Regions from separate parts of the Homo sapiens genome. Here region 2 is linked to region 1. A link is a loop called in an ENCODE intact Hi-C map of the cell type or tissue named here. Cell type or tissue: IMR-90. All regions are shown on one strand. Each heading gives the region's core, and the rest is flanking DNA. Links, peaks and the distances in the headings are about the cores only.

Region 1 (7,498 bases), core at 3,216-5,715:
AGAATCAATGTTATACATTTAAAGCAGCAATCAGAGGAAAATTCATAGCACTAAACACTTTTTATCAGAAAAAACACGCCCCACCTTTTTAATCTATTTCCAAGTCTGAGTGTTTCTTAATAATTACTGCTGAAATGGCTTATTCCCAGCCACTTCTATTATGCCTCTCCTTTCCTTGTTCCCAAATATCCCCAACCAAGGATTTTTGCCTTAAAAAATCAAATGTCTTCAATGAGGTTGAAGAACTATGTGACAGCTAGCTCTATGTTTATTGACTTAAATACTGGTAGAGGATTCCTGGGCTCTTTTTCATGGTGTAAAATCCTCACAGTGACGCTCTTGGTGTTGCTCTAATCCCTAAACTCAGATATGTACATATATATGTCCAGTGGTCCGAGGTGAATTGGATGGAGAATAATTTCCCAGCATAAAATCTTTCAAATGTCTTTATGGTGGCATGTAGAAAACCATTTCCACAACATAATCTGAAGCTGTACTATCTATTGCTGTGTAACTAATTACCCAAAATCTTAGTGACTTCAAACCGCAAACATTCATACCTCACATTTTCTGTGGGTCAGAGATCTAAACGCAGTTTAGCTGAGAGCCTCAAGCTCAAGGTCACTATGAGATTTGGGAGGAGTTGGTGGCCAGGGTCATAGTCTCATCTGAAGGCTTGACTGGTGAGGAATCCACTTACAAACTAACTTGGCAGGTCTCGGTCCATTGTCAAATGGTTCTCTTCACAGGGGTGGCCTTAGGACATGGCAGATGGCTTCCTCACATGGCAAATTAAACAGGAGAGAGCAAGAGAGATGGAAGTCACAGTCTTTTTATAACCTACTCTTGAATGGTACCCCATCACTTCTGCTATATTCTATTCGTTAGAAGCCAGTCAATAAGTCTAGCCTCAGGAGCAATTACTCAAAGGTGTGAATATCAGGCTGTGGCTTACACTGGGAACATCTTAGGGAGCGCAACATAGAAAAACAGCTCAGTCACAAACTCAACAACCTGCAGGGCCAAACAGAAATAAAATGAGTGAGTGGGCCTGGCATCAGACAGGTGGGATTGGTGGAGACTGTAACAAAACTGGAGCATACAAGTCCCTTCTAGAAGGAGAAACTGCTCTCTCAGTTCCAACCAATTCTTGTCATGCAAGAATGAATGTGGGTTTTTTGGTTTTTTCCAAGTGAGGGAGGCCAGAAATCTAGATTTTCATGTAAAATAATCCCAATTTAAAAACTATTCTGGCTGGGCATCATGGCTCATGCCTGTAATCCCAGCACTTTGGGAGGCTGAGGCTGGCAGATCACTTGAGGTCAGGAGTTCAAGACCAGCCTGGCCAACATGGTGAAACCCTGACTCTACAAAAAATACAAAAATTAGTCAGGCGTGGTGGTGCATGCCTATAGTCCCAGTTACTCAGGAGGCGAGGCAGGAGAATTGCTTGAACCCAGGAGGCAGAGGTTGCAGTGAGCTGAGATTGTGCCACTGCACTCCAGCCTGGGCAACAGAGTCTCAAAATAAAAAATAAAAAAATAAAAACCGTCCTAAAGTCAGGTACAGTGGCCCATACCTGTAATCCCAGCACTTTGGGAGGTCGAGGTGGGAGGATCACTTGAGCCCAGGAATTAGAGACCACCCTGGGCAACACAGGGAGACCCTGTCTCTACTACATTAAAAAAAAAGAAAAAACAAAAACAACAACAAAAATTAGGCTGGGTGTGGTGGCTCACGCCTGTAATCCCAGCACTTTGGGAGTCCAAGGTGGGCAGATGTCCTGAGGTCGGGAGTCCCAGACCAGCCTGATCAACATGGATAAACCTCGTCTCTACTAAAAATGCAAAATGAGCCAGGCGTGGTGGCGCATGCCTGTAATCCCAGCTACTTGGGAGGCTGAGGCAGGAGAATCGCTTGAACCCGGGAGGCGGAGGTTGCAGTGAGCCGAGATCACACCATTGCACTCTGGCCTGGGCAACAAGAGCTCTGTCTCAAAAAAAAAAAAAAAAAAAAAAAAAAAAGAAATGTACTTCTTGGATTCCACTCCAGACCCAGAGAATCAGAAACTGCAGGATAAGGCCCAGCTCTCTCCTGGTGATTCTGATGTTCACCCAGGTGGGAGAACCACTGCTCCAGACCCTGTATTTCAATGAGTGAACGGCACTATACAAAAAGCATAGAAACGTCTTCATTCTCAACCTAGCTTCATGTCCTTCTCTGGAAAATGGAATGATACCACCTTACCAGCTGGATTGTAACTGTCTGTTGGTCAGATACAGTATTTTGATGATTTCAGTCAATAACTCTGCAAGCCTTGGTGTTACTACTGGTGTCTTTTTCTGTCTGCTTTCCCCCACCCCCGTCCCCACATTTTATTTGCTTTCTCAAAAGCATCTGCACACAGATACATGGGTGGACATCCTCAGAGGCAGGGTGACTCAGCCGAACAGAACCCTGCAACATGCACTGGCAAAAGTGCCCCACCCAGCGTCGAACACCCGACCTTGTCATTTACCCACGGGTGCTAGCACAATCAGTGTGCTACGATTGAGGGGCGGCTCTTCCCCCTGCCAACTAAACCCTGGGGAAAATGAACACTCAAACTCCGTTGTTGGTATACACTGCCATTAGCCAAAGGAACAAATGATCAAATGGAAAAAACAGACATTTTGTTGTTTGACATTTAGGTAAAATCAACTATTTTGGTGCCACTCCCTAGGCACAGCCCAGCCTTCTTCCTTATTCAATTACTTTGTAATATTTATGTTTAATCTAATAAACAGGTCGAGTGCGGTGGCCCACACCTGTAATCCCAGCTCTTTGGGAGGCCAAGGCCAGCAGATCACTTGAGGTTAGGTGTTTGAGACCAGCCTGGCCAACATGGTGAAACCCCGTCTCTACTACAGACACAAAAATTAGCCGGGTGTGGTGCAGGCGCCTGTAATCTCAGCTACTCAGGAAGCTGAGGCAGGAGAATCACTCGAACCCGGGAGGCGGAGGTTGTGATGAGCCAAGATGGCACCACTGCACTTCAGCCTGGGCGACAGAACGAGACTCTGTCTCAAAAAAAAAAAAAAAAAAAAAAAAAAATTGAGCAAACACACTGTTCCAGGCATTGTTCTAAGCACTTTAAAACCATTAACTTATTTAATCCTCACAATATTATTATCCCCCTTTTGCAGTTAAGAAAACTGAGGCATGAAGAACTTGCCACACAGTTTGTGAAGTATGTGGTGGCTCCGTGGACACTGTATATAAACTTGGGAGGAATTTCATAGAGACAGGACCCAGCACTCATTGGACTCCTCCGACTCTCCTTGAGTCCTTGAGATGCTGACTCTGTGCCTCAGCCAGCTCAGAAATGAGACTCAGGCAGTCTCTCCTCCCACCACCTTCCATGGAGTGCTCCCTGGGCTGGATGCTAGTGAGCTGAGCCTCTCTGAACTTTCCCACTGCACCTGTCCCTCACCGCTGTCCTTTGCTGGCCACCCACCACTACCTCTTTCCGATGGCCATCTCTGAGTTTCCTATAGCAAAAGGTGGGGATGATTCTTCTCAAAGGCCACCAGGAGGACATCCTTCCTCAAAGTTAGGTTTATGAGCTTGTGCAGACAGAGAGAATGCCCACTGACAGAGGCATAGGAGGTTCTCAGTCCGAGGGAGCTGGGGGAGCTCATTACAGGGTTTCTGCTTGCGCTGGGTAATTCTAAGGAAGGTGGGGTTGCAGATCTAGCAAATAAAATATACAGGACACCAGTGAAACTTGAATTCCAGATATGGCATAAGTATATCCTATGCAATATTTAGCACATACTTATACTAAAAAACATTATTCATTATTTATCAAAAATTTAAATTTGGCCGGGCACGGTGGCTCACGCCTGTAATCCCAGCACTTTGGGAGGCCTAGGTGGGTGGATCACAATGTCAGGAGATTGAGACCATCCTGGCTAACGCGGTGAAACCCCGTCTCTACTAACAACACAACAAATTAGCCGGGCATGGTGGCGGGCCCCTGTAGTCCCAGCTACTCGGGAGGCTGAGGCAGGAGAATGGCATGAACTCAGGAGGCGGAGCGTGCCGTGAGCCGAGATTGTGCCACTGTACTCCAGCCTGGGCAACAGAGCGAGACTCTGTCTCAAAAAAATAAAATAAATAAAAATAAAATAAAATTTAAATTTAACTTAGCATCCTGTATTTTCTTGAGTAACTCTACAGGAGGGCTAAGATGTTGTCAGGAAGTGAGGGTAATTTGTTGCTAGGGGTAGCTTGATGGTCTTTATCTGGAAGGGGAGGAAATAAAGGGAGCTTGAGGGATCATCGGTGGAGGAGCAGCCAGCGCTCGTGTGTGTCGAAAGAGGGGGCCATTTCGTCGTTTTTGTGGTTTCAGCATCCTGGTTTCTGTTCTGTCATTTCAGACCTGTTCCCTAGTGGCCTTGAATAGTTGGTGTTTACATTGTGTCTGTGTTGTTTATGTTCTGTTGGGAGCGTGCCAGGGGTGTTTCTTCCTTTCTCATTCTACTTCCAGATTCTAGGCTTGTTTCAGGGTCTCAAAGACACAGGTCACTTGGGGTTCTGTTCCGGGACAGCTGGTTCCACCTTGACCACTGGTTCTCTGGAAATATTTTTGGTTGCCACCACTGGGATGGGGATGCTACTGGTCTCTAGTAGGCAGACGCCAGAGATGCTGCCAAACTTCCTCCAATGACCAGGACAGCCCCCACGACAAAGAATTATCTAGCCCCAAATTCTAACAATGCTGATGTTGAGAAATCCTGGTCTGCACTGTAAATTAGGAAATAAAATTTGTGTTTCTTGAGGTTTCTCCAACTATCTCTGAATCAGGCTTTCCAGAAGTAAAGGAAATGAAAGCAAGAAGACTGTGATCATGTATTTAGCACCCAGTGTCCTGCATGCTCCTTGAGGACAGAGAGAGTGTCTTACTGAATTTGTATTACCTGGGCTGAGCTCAGTACCTGGCCGGTAATTGCAGGTGTTCAATAAATATGCTGGATGGGCCGGGCGCCATGGCTCATGCCTGTAATCCCAGCACTTTGGGAGGCCGAGGCGGGTAGATCACTTGAGGTCAGGAGTTCAAGACCAGCCTGGTCTCTACTAAAAACACAAAAATTAGCCAGGTGTGGTGGCGCACGTCTGTAATCCCAGCCACTCGGGAGGCTGAGGCAGGAGAATTGCTTGAACCCAGCAGGTAGAGGTTGCAGTGAGCTGAGATCATGCCATTGCACTCCAGCCTGGGTGACAGAATGAGACTTCGTCTCAAAAAAAAAATATATATATATATATATATAAAATATATATATATATTTGCTGGATGAATAAAAAAATGTGTAGCACACATCTGTATGCGCTGCCTATATATGGTTCATTTATTCAGCCAGTATTGATTCCACACCTACAATGGTGAGGCCAGCCCTGGGCACCGGGTATGCGGTGCTGGGGGAAGCAAATCAGAATTGGAGAAACTTGAACTTGAAGGATGGGGATGAGGGGCAGGGCTACTCACATTGGGGTAGGGAAAGTCTTCCTGAAAAGGTGACTTTAAGCTGAACTGTGCAGGAGAGAAAGAGACGAAAGGAAGAGCATTCCCGGATAAGGAAGCCACATGTTTAAAGGCCTGGAGTGACATCTGAGGCTCTGAGGGAGAAAAAGGGTGGCAAGTATAATGAATGGCAGGCCGGAAGGGCAGGAGGGGCAGGATGCCAGTCATGCCAGCCAGGTGAACACTGGGATTCCATTCTTAGTGCTATCGGAAGCGGTGATGGGTATGAGGAGGGGAGTGCCACCTATGTGCCACCCTCATAAAGCTCACCCGGCATTAGCACTGTGTCTCCATCCATCAACCAAGAAAACCAAAGTGCAATTAAAATCTTCCCTGGAGTCACTCAAAGGAGGCCAGAGCCAGCCTCCCCATCAGCACAACTTGAAATCTTGACATTGAGTTGCTGTTCTTTCTCTACACTTGCTTCTTCAGGTGCCAAGCAGCTCTCTCAAATTGAGGTAGCCCTGCCCTTCCTCCCCATCCTTCAAGTTCAAGCTTCTCCAGTTCTGATTTGCTTCCTCTATCTCTCCCAAGCTCTTCCAGCCTGGTGGTCCTCTCTGGTTTACTCTGTCCCGTTCCCACTTTCTGGTCTTTATTGTACAGGTCCCCTTGACCTGGCTGGGGTCTTTAGTATCATGGTTTTCTTCTCTGCCCCGATTCAGAATCTGCTCAGCAAAAGCTGAGCCAGAACAGACTCAAAACTCACACCTTCCCCACTTGGAAGGTAAGACAGGGAGGAGGATTGCAGACTCCTGTCATGTGCATTTTTCAGGATTGTCTCATACTCTTTGAAATAACTCGTCTACCTGACATATGTGGAGTGGACAAGAGAGGGGCAGGAGAGGGAGTGAGAGAACCTCTGAGGACAAAGCAAACGATGACACTCAGGCCACATCCAGCTGGCATCTGTGCTTGAAAGTCAAGTTCTGGCTGGGCGAAGTGGCTCATACCTGTAATCCTAACTCTGTGGGAGGCTGAGATGGGAGGATGGCTTGAGGCCAGGAGTTCGAGACCAGCCTGGTCAACACAGTGAGACCCCATCTCTATTTATAAAGATAAATAAACTAAGAAAGTCAAGTTCTATTGGAGCTGGGCATGGTAGCGTGTGCCTGTAGTCCCAGGTGCTCCTGGAGGCTGAGGCAAGAGGATCACTTGAGCCCAGGAGTTCAAGGCTGCAGCCACTGCACTCCAGCCTGGACAACAGAGCAAAACTCCATCTCTAACAAAAAACAAATAAACAAACAACAAGTTCTATTGGAACCCAGCCATTCACTCACGTATTGTCTGTAACTGCTTCTGTACCATTAACTGCAGAGTTTGGTTGCTACAGGGACTGTATTGCCCCTATATAATAATTCCTAAAATATTCATTCTCTGGCCCTCTGTAGAGAAAGTTTGCTGACCACTGACTTAGGAACTAACTGCATCCTGTCACTGAATTCTCAAAGGTAGTCTTGAGTGTAGGTAGCAGTATCTCTATTTCACAAACAAACAAACAAACACATGCCAGGGCCATGAATCTATATAAACACCCCCAGAGAGTAAGTGGCAGAGCCAAGATTCACAGCCTGATCTCCCAGGGCAGGTTCCATTCTCTATCCTGAACTGCACTACTTGCCTCATACATACAGGTTGTCAGAAACAGCTGGAATAGTGGCTAGGCATGGTGAATTACACTTGTAATCCCAGCACTTTGGGAGGCTGAAGTGGGAGGATTGCACGAGTTTGGGAGTTTGAGACCAGCCTGGGCAATACAGCAAGACCTTGTCTATACTAAAAATAAAAAATTAGCCAGGCATGGTGGCATGCACCTGTAGCCCTAGCTACCCCGGAGGCTGAGATGGGAGGATTGCTTGAGCCCAGGAGGTTGAGGCTGTAGTGAGCTATAATCATGCCACTGCACTCCAGAGCCTGGGTGACAGAGTGAGACTCTGT
Region 2 (7,498 bases), core at 2,572-5,071, 110 kb after region 1:
GAGCATCATCAGGGCCCATAGCCAGGGGTGACTTTCGCCAAGAAGGGAGAAGGGAGCAAGGGAGGTTGCAAAGACGTCTTGCTAGCTTCCCAGTCACGGGCAGATCGAAATCCTAAGAGGAACCATCTCTGCCTGCACAAGAGTCTAAAATAGTATTTCCCAAAAAGGAATTATTATTTAAGTAAAAGCATAATTATAGTCAGTGATTATTTTAACCACTTTCCTCCACCTTTTTCCCCTTTTACTTTATTATATTCACGAATTTATATGTCCATTTATATCATTTAACAGGACTATTGTTTAAAACTTGGTGCTTTACCAAGAAGAATACAGAGGTTGACGTGATTAATTCTTTTTATTTCTGATGTGCGTGCTTCCGATTTCTCACCACTTCTACAAATTATGAGAGAATGCATTTATTTACCAGATTGCAGTTTCCGTCCATTTTATCTTTCTCACTCCCATTTTTCTCTGCAGCCTATTGATGTACGATCATATGCAGAAAAGACTTATGCATCTATTATCTACTGAAAGAAAAACTACAGAAAACAATAAAATGCTAGAGACTCTTTAACCAATCAGAAAAAAATACGTAAGTGAAGCAGCTACGACATCACAAAGCTTCTATTTTTCGCTAGCACATGAAAATATGAGACCTGACAAATTGCAAACTCTCATTGAACAGATAGTTTAGGGTTTTGCCTTGAAAACCATAGTCCACGGATCAAGCATCACATCTTTTGGGAGTTTGTGAGAATCTCAGACCCCTGGCAGACCTGCTGGATCAGAATCTGCATTTTAACAAGATTCACGAGCACATTAGAGTTGGCTTGAGAAGCATTAGTTCAAGGTATATTTGGGGCCTTGGCATTTGTGCAGCTGATACAAATACACAAATGTAGGAGGTGTGCTGCTCTTAGAACCCTGCAGGAAAGGAGAAGAAAATAGCTCATAATTGTTTTGCTAAGAGTAAGGCATAACTTCATTTAAAATCACCTACATTATGGACAAAAGGCTTAACAAACAAATGTCAGGAACCAAGTTTTTACCTCATTATATATATTCAATTATGTTCTTCTTGCTTTGACAGGGAAAAGGGGCTTGAAGGGCGTGGGGAAAAGATTCTGAAAATTAGGTGGGATTGCTGAAGTCAAACTTAATGATTTTGCTGAGTTTGCTGGAGAGTGGCTTCTCTCACCTCCAACATCTGTATGAGGGCAAACAGGAGCAGCGGAGGGGGATCTCTCTGTCCGGGCCAGCTGCTTGCACATGCATGTGTGTGCACGCACGGATGTCGTCATGTAGTCTGCACAATTAGTCACATTGTCTGCATGTGACATGGGAAGTTTATAAGCTTTTTTATTTTCTTAAAGAACAGCTGGTCCGGCCACAGTGGCTCACGCCTGTAATCCCAGCACTTTGGGAGGCCGAGGTGGGCAGATCACCTGAGGTCGGGAGTTTGAGACCAGCCTGACCAACATGGAGAAACCCCATCTCTACTAGAAATACAAAATTAGCCAGGTGTGGTGGCGCACGCCTGTAATCCCAGCTACTCAGGAGGCTGAGGCAGGAGAATGGCTTGAACCCAGGAAGGGAAGGTTGTGATGAGCCGAGACTGTGTCGTTGCACTCCAGCCTGGGCAACAAGAGTGAAACTCTGTCTCAAAAAAAAGAAGAAGAAGAACAGCCAACTTCCTTTTAAAGGCATTTCATTCCCTGAGAATCTACTAATCATAAGACCCTTTTACTCACCAACTTCGAAAAACAAAGATGTGTTTAATAAAACCTCTTCGGTGAGCAAGGAGTGGATGATTTAAAACATCGCTGGAAAAAGCTCCTGTGGAATCCCCAGCAGACAATTTCAAAGGGAAAGTATGGTGAATTTCGCAGAACTCTTTCATTTCTCCAGGTAACCATTGTGGACAATCCTGAGCCCTCATTTGTTTTTCCAGATGACACTGGTTTACTCACATGATTTTGCCTTATGTTTTTCAAGGGGAAGGAGGATTTTAAAAGAATAAACACAATACATGGTTTTCAAAATCAAATATTGGAAGACTTGCAATGGAAGGCAGCAGCCCCTGAGCCTCCTCCCAATCCCATTTCTGTTATCTCCTCCCCTAAACTACGTCTCCAGCTGTGTATTCATTATTTATCTCCATACTTCTAAAAAGATGCTGATACTGCTGCTTATTGGTTTCTTTTTCTTTTCTTTCTTTCTTTTTTTTTTTTTTGGAGACAGAGTCTCACTCTGTCCCCCAGGCTGGAGTGCAGCGGCACGATCTCAGCTAACTGCAAACCACCTCCCAGGTTCAAGCAATTCTCCTGCCTCAGCCTCCTGAGTAGCTGGGATTACAGGCATGTGCCACCACACCCGGCTAATTTTTATATTTTTAGTAGAGAAGGGGTTTCACCATGTTGGCCAGGCTAGTCTTGAACTCCTGACCTGAAGTAATTCACCCACCTCTGCCTCCCAAAGTGCTGGGATTACAGGCGTGAGCTACCATGCCCGGCCTCTTTTTCAATATTAGACATTAATAATTGATTCCATATCATGGAAGGTGAGGATTGAACCTTCTTGTATGGTGGTCCTCTCCTTAGGGTGACCATGTAGCAGCCTGGTCATATGTCAATGCCTGTGGGGCTTTTCTCCTGGGTCAGGTGGTTTCCCCACAAGAAAATTCTCCAGTATCCTACGGGCGCCGGGTGCAAAGTGGGGTTAAATTTTGTTGCCAGCGTTCTAGGAGCTAAGCAGGCAAGGAGCCTGTGGGTTTTCAGCTTTCCGTCTGCCAGCTTTCACCTCCTCCCATTTCCAATGCAGTGTCTCAACGTCACTTTTCGCTGCCTGTGCTCTGACGGCTCAGGGACATGGCTTCTGGGTCTCTCCAGGAGTGAGGCGCTCATCTTCTCCCTTCACTCACACCTGCCAGAGCTCATTCCTGAGCCCGCTCAGACGCTGCATAGGGAATCGATTGCCTTGCTTCCTGCTGGCTTTTCCGCCTGACATTGGTTAACATCTAGCTTTCTCCTGTCTGCTGAGTTTTCAAGCCCGCAAAATTTTGTTACCAGTTCCCATTGGCTGCTGTCTCCTCTTCCATTCTTTTTGTTCCTATGGATGTATGCCCTTTTAAAAATTCCTTTTTAAATTTTCTTTAATTCTCATTTTAGTGAGGTATTGGTAGGGGAAAGATAGGTAATGCAGCCTGCCTTGTTTAATTGAAACCTGTAGTTTTAATAAGAAAAAAAATAAATAATAAAATAATAAAGAAAGAAACCTGTAGTTTTACATTTGAATGGTGAATGAACTTATACATCCTAGTTAGCAAAACTGAAAATAGATTATTACAATGATAGGCCAGAGTCAATGCATCTATCTTATCCAGTTATTATTTTATATAAAAAATTTCTTATATGAAGTCATCCAAACATCCAAGCTGTTTAATTGTAAAGTATGCTGCCTAGGATATATCAAAATATATATTTACTGTGCACTTTGTCCTTTCCATATAATCTGAAAGAAAAGAAACAGAGCAACAACAGATGAACCATCAAGCTGTTTGCTTGTTTTCAATGTGGAATTTTGCAATGATGGATGTGAATCTGGGTCAGCACTGTTTACAGAGAGCACATGGTGTTTTGTTTCAATGAGCAGGAAAATGTTTGCCATTAAATGTGGTAAAAGCTTGTAGTTTTTTCCAACTAAGCAGTAAAAGAAATTACTCTGTGTAGAATGATAAATAAAGAGTTCTATGAGTCATCTTTAATGTAGGGGAAAATGTGCAGCCGGGATAGAAACAGTGTTTTACTGCCGGCTAAAAATAAAATCAAATGCACTGAAACAGAAGTCAATAACAGCATGTCCTAGAAGCCCAAGTAACTGTGGGGTTTAACGTAGTTCATGCTTTTCAAATATACTTCTTAAAATGATGGTGACAAAAATGGAAAGACTATGCTGATCCTTCCTTCTTTCCTTCCTTCCTTCCTTCTGTCCCCTCCCCTCCCCTCCCACCATTATTTATCTCCATACTTCTAAAAATATGCTGATACTGCTGCTTATTGGTTTCTTTTCCTTTTTCTTTTCTTTTTTCTTTTTTTGAGACGGTGTCTCACTGTGTTGCCCAGGCTAGAGTGCAGTGGCACAATCTCAGCTTTCCTTCTCCCTTTCTCCCCTCCCCTCTCTTCCCTTCCCTTCCTTTCTTTTTTAAAAACACCATGCTGGAGTGCAGTGGTGCAATCATGGCTCACTGGAGCCTCAAACTCCTGGGTTCAAGGGATCCCCCTGGCCTTACCCTCCTAAGTAGCTGGGACTACAGACACATACCACCATGCCTGGCTATTTCTTCTTCTTTTCCTTCTCCTTCTCCTTCTTCTTCTTCTTCCTTTTTTTTTTTTTTTTTTTTGTTTTTGTTTTTTTGTAAAGATGGGGTCTCGCTTTGTTGCCCAGGCTGGTCTCCAACTCCTCAAGCAGTCCTCCCACCATAGCCTCCCAAAGTGCTGGTGATTCTTCTGTTTAAAGTCAGATTTATTAAGGTATAAGTTTGATAAAGTAAAATTGACTCATATTAGTACACATTTGATGTATTTTGACAGACTCATTTGGTCATGTAGCCACCACCATGATCAGTCCCAGCCTGGGCAAACATTGGTCTGTTTTCTTCTGTTCCTATAATTCTGCCCTTTCAGAATGTCATATAAATGGCTGGGCACATTCACTCATGCCTGTAATCCCAGCATTTTGGAAGACTGAGGTGGATGGATCACCTGAGGCCAGGAGTTTGAGACCAGCCTAGGCAATATGTCAAAACCCCATCTCTACTAAAAATATAAAAATTAGCCAGGTGTGGTGGTACACACCTATAGCCCCAGCTACTCGGGAGGCTGAGGCAGGAGAATCGCTTGAACCTGGGAGGTGGAGGTTGCAGTGAGCCGAGATGGTGCCACTTCACTCCAGCCTGGGCAACAGAGTGAGACCCTGTCTCAAAAAAAAAAAAAAAAAAAAAAAAAGAATGTCCATGTAAATGGAATCACAGGGTACACAGACTTTTGATTCCGGCTTAAATATTCATACAGATGTTTTGATAAAAACGTAACTTTTCGTTTCCCTGGGGTAAATGCCCAGGAATGCAATTGCTGGGTTAAGTGATAGTTGCATGTTTGCATGTTCAATTTGTAAAGAAACTACCAAACTGTTTTCCAGAGGGGCTGCACCATTTTATATTCCCATCAGCTATGTATGAGTGATTCTGTTTTGAAGTTTTTAGTACATTTCAGTGTTAAACTGCTGAAATTGTCAGATTCACTAGGTTTAAAACACATGCACTGTTAAAAATGTTTTATTTCTGAAAGTGTTATAATTATATTTCTAGAAATGTTATAATTAGACTCCAGCATAAATTAAGTCGCTGATACAAGGGGGAAAAAAACTCATGCTGGCCTTATTCTTCTCCCCCAGAAACTTTAAACACCAGAAAACAATGGAGTAATGATGTTTACAAAATCTTGGAGGAGAGAACATGGGATCCAGGAATATCCAGCCAATATTCCACTTGAGCATCCTAAGAGACAAGGGCGCTCTGTGAATAGAGCACCAGCACCATGAGCCCGAGGAAAAACAAAGCACAGCAAAGTCAAACAAACAAAAGCTCAGCAGAGAAACCCAGCCAACCCATACATGCATCAGAATGAAGAATGGAAAGGGAAAAGCTGTAAGAAGAAACAGGAATGACAATTACATCCACTCAATCATAGACTTAAAACCAAACAACTAGGTGATATATAGTTGAAAAACTGATGTGGCTTTATAGAGAATGGTGGCACACGCCTATAGTCCCAGCTACTCAGGAGCTGAGGCACGAGAATCGCTTGAACTTGGGAGGTGGAGGTTGCAGTGAGCTGAGATGGTGCCACTTCACTACAGCCTGGGCAACAGAGAGAGACCCTCTCTCAAAAAAAAAAAAAAAAAGAAAGAAAGAAAAAGAAAGAAAGAAAAAGACCAGTCACGGTGGCTCACGCCTGTAATCCCAGCACTCCGGGAGGCCAAGGCTGGTGGATCACAAGGTCAGGAGTTCAAGACCAGCTTGGCCAAGATGGTGAAACCCCGTCTCTACTAAAAATGCAAAAAAAGTAGCCAGGCATAGTGGCGGGCACCTGTAATCCCAGCTACTAAGGAGGCTGAGGCAGAGAATCGCTTGAACTCAGGAGGCGGAGGTTGCAGTGAGCTGGGATCACACCACTGCACTCCAGCCTGGGCGACAGAGCAAGACTCTGTCTCAAAAAAAAAAAAAGGCCTCGTGTGGTGGTGCACACCTATAGTTCCAGCTACTCAGGAGGCGGAGGCAGGAGAATCCCTTGAACCCAGGAGGCAGAGGTTCCACTGAGCTGAGATCTTGCCAGCGCTCCAGCCTGGGAGACAGAGCGAGACCCTGTCTCAAAAAAGCAAAAAAACAAAAAACAAAACAACACAAAAAAAGAGTAAATAGTGCCCTAAATTGAAATTTCTATTAAAAAATCTGATTTTGACCATTAATTATCCTCATTAGGAGATTGAAATTACATTTAATACATATATAAGATAATACTATACATATCTTAAACTTTACAGGAAACTTTTAGGAGCTTTTATTTTGTGCTGCTCAGCAATCTCTTTATTTTCATATTTATTTATTTATTTATTCTTTGTATTATTTTTTAATTTTTTGAGACAGAGTCTTGCTCTGTCACCCAGGCTAGAGTGCAGTGGTACAGTCTCGGCTCACTGCAACCTCTGCCTCCCGGGTTCAAGCGATTCTCCTGCCTCAGCCTGACAAGTAGCTGGGATTACAGGCGCCCGCCACCATGCCTGGCTAAATTTTTTTTGTATTTTTAGTAGAGATGGGATTTCACCATGTTGGCCAGGCTGGTCTCAAACTCCTGACCTTATGATCCACCCGCCTCGGCCTCCCAAAGCATTGGGATTACAGGTGTGAGCCACCGCGCCCAGCCTATTTATTTATTTATTTATTTATTGACATGGAGTCTCCCTCTGTCGCCCAGGCTGGAGTGCAGTGGTGCAATCTCAGCAAACTGCAACCTCTGCCTCCTGGGTTCAAGCGATTCTTCTGCCTCAGCCTTCCGAGTAGCTGAGATTACAGGTGCCCACCACCACGCCCGGCTAATTTTTGTATTTTTAGTAGAGATGGGGTTTCACCGTGTTGGCCAGGCTGGTCTCAAACTCCTGAACTCAGGTGAACCACCTGCCTCGGCCTCCCAAAGTGCTGGGATTACAGGCGTGACTCACCGCGCCTGGCACTCTTTCATTTTCATTTGATTTGTTTTTCTTCTGTTAAATTCAAGAAAAAAGTCAAGTACAGTAATACCTTATACTTCATAATCTATTAACATATATAATTAGAATCCCTTTTAAGTAAAAGTCTCTTTCTCACTCCCCTTAATCTACATAGAGAGATGACTGAAATTATCTGAGAGTTAACATGGTTTATTCCCAGGTGGCAAAATTTTCA

What was found. Hi-C counts contacts between places; a loop is a spot of excess contacts. Peaks named below come from ENCODE experiments on the same cell type or tissue, not always from the same donor. Only the 100,000 strongest peaks of a DNase experiment are listed, where the experiment ranks them.
Region 2: a loop joins it to region 1, with 4 times the contacts of the local background. A loop is called at or near these places in 2 of 110 quality-filtered maps.

Annotation. Positions count from the first base shown.
Region 1 is chr20:19,898,950-19,906,447 of GRCh38, forward strand. The region is part of intron 3 of RIN2 (Ras and Rab interactor 2); the gene reads left to right. Among named protein-coding and RNA genes, the nearest start is that of NAA20, 110 kb to the right of the region's middle. In IMR-90, for the core only: a CTCF peak has its summit at 4,358; a DNase peak (open chromatin) is centred at 4,392; H3K27ac peaks cover 580 bases.
Region 2 is chr20:20,007,138-20,014,635 of GRCh38, forward strand. No RefSeq gene overlaps it. Among named protein-coding and RNA genes, the nearest start is that of NAA20, 6.5 kb to the right of the region's middle. In IMR-90, for the core only: no CTCF peak of the experiment used is centred there; a DNase peak (open chromatin) is centred at 3,714; H3K27ac peaks cover 365 bases.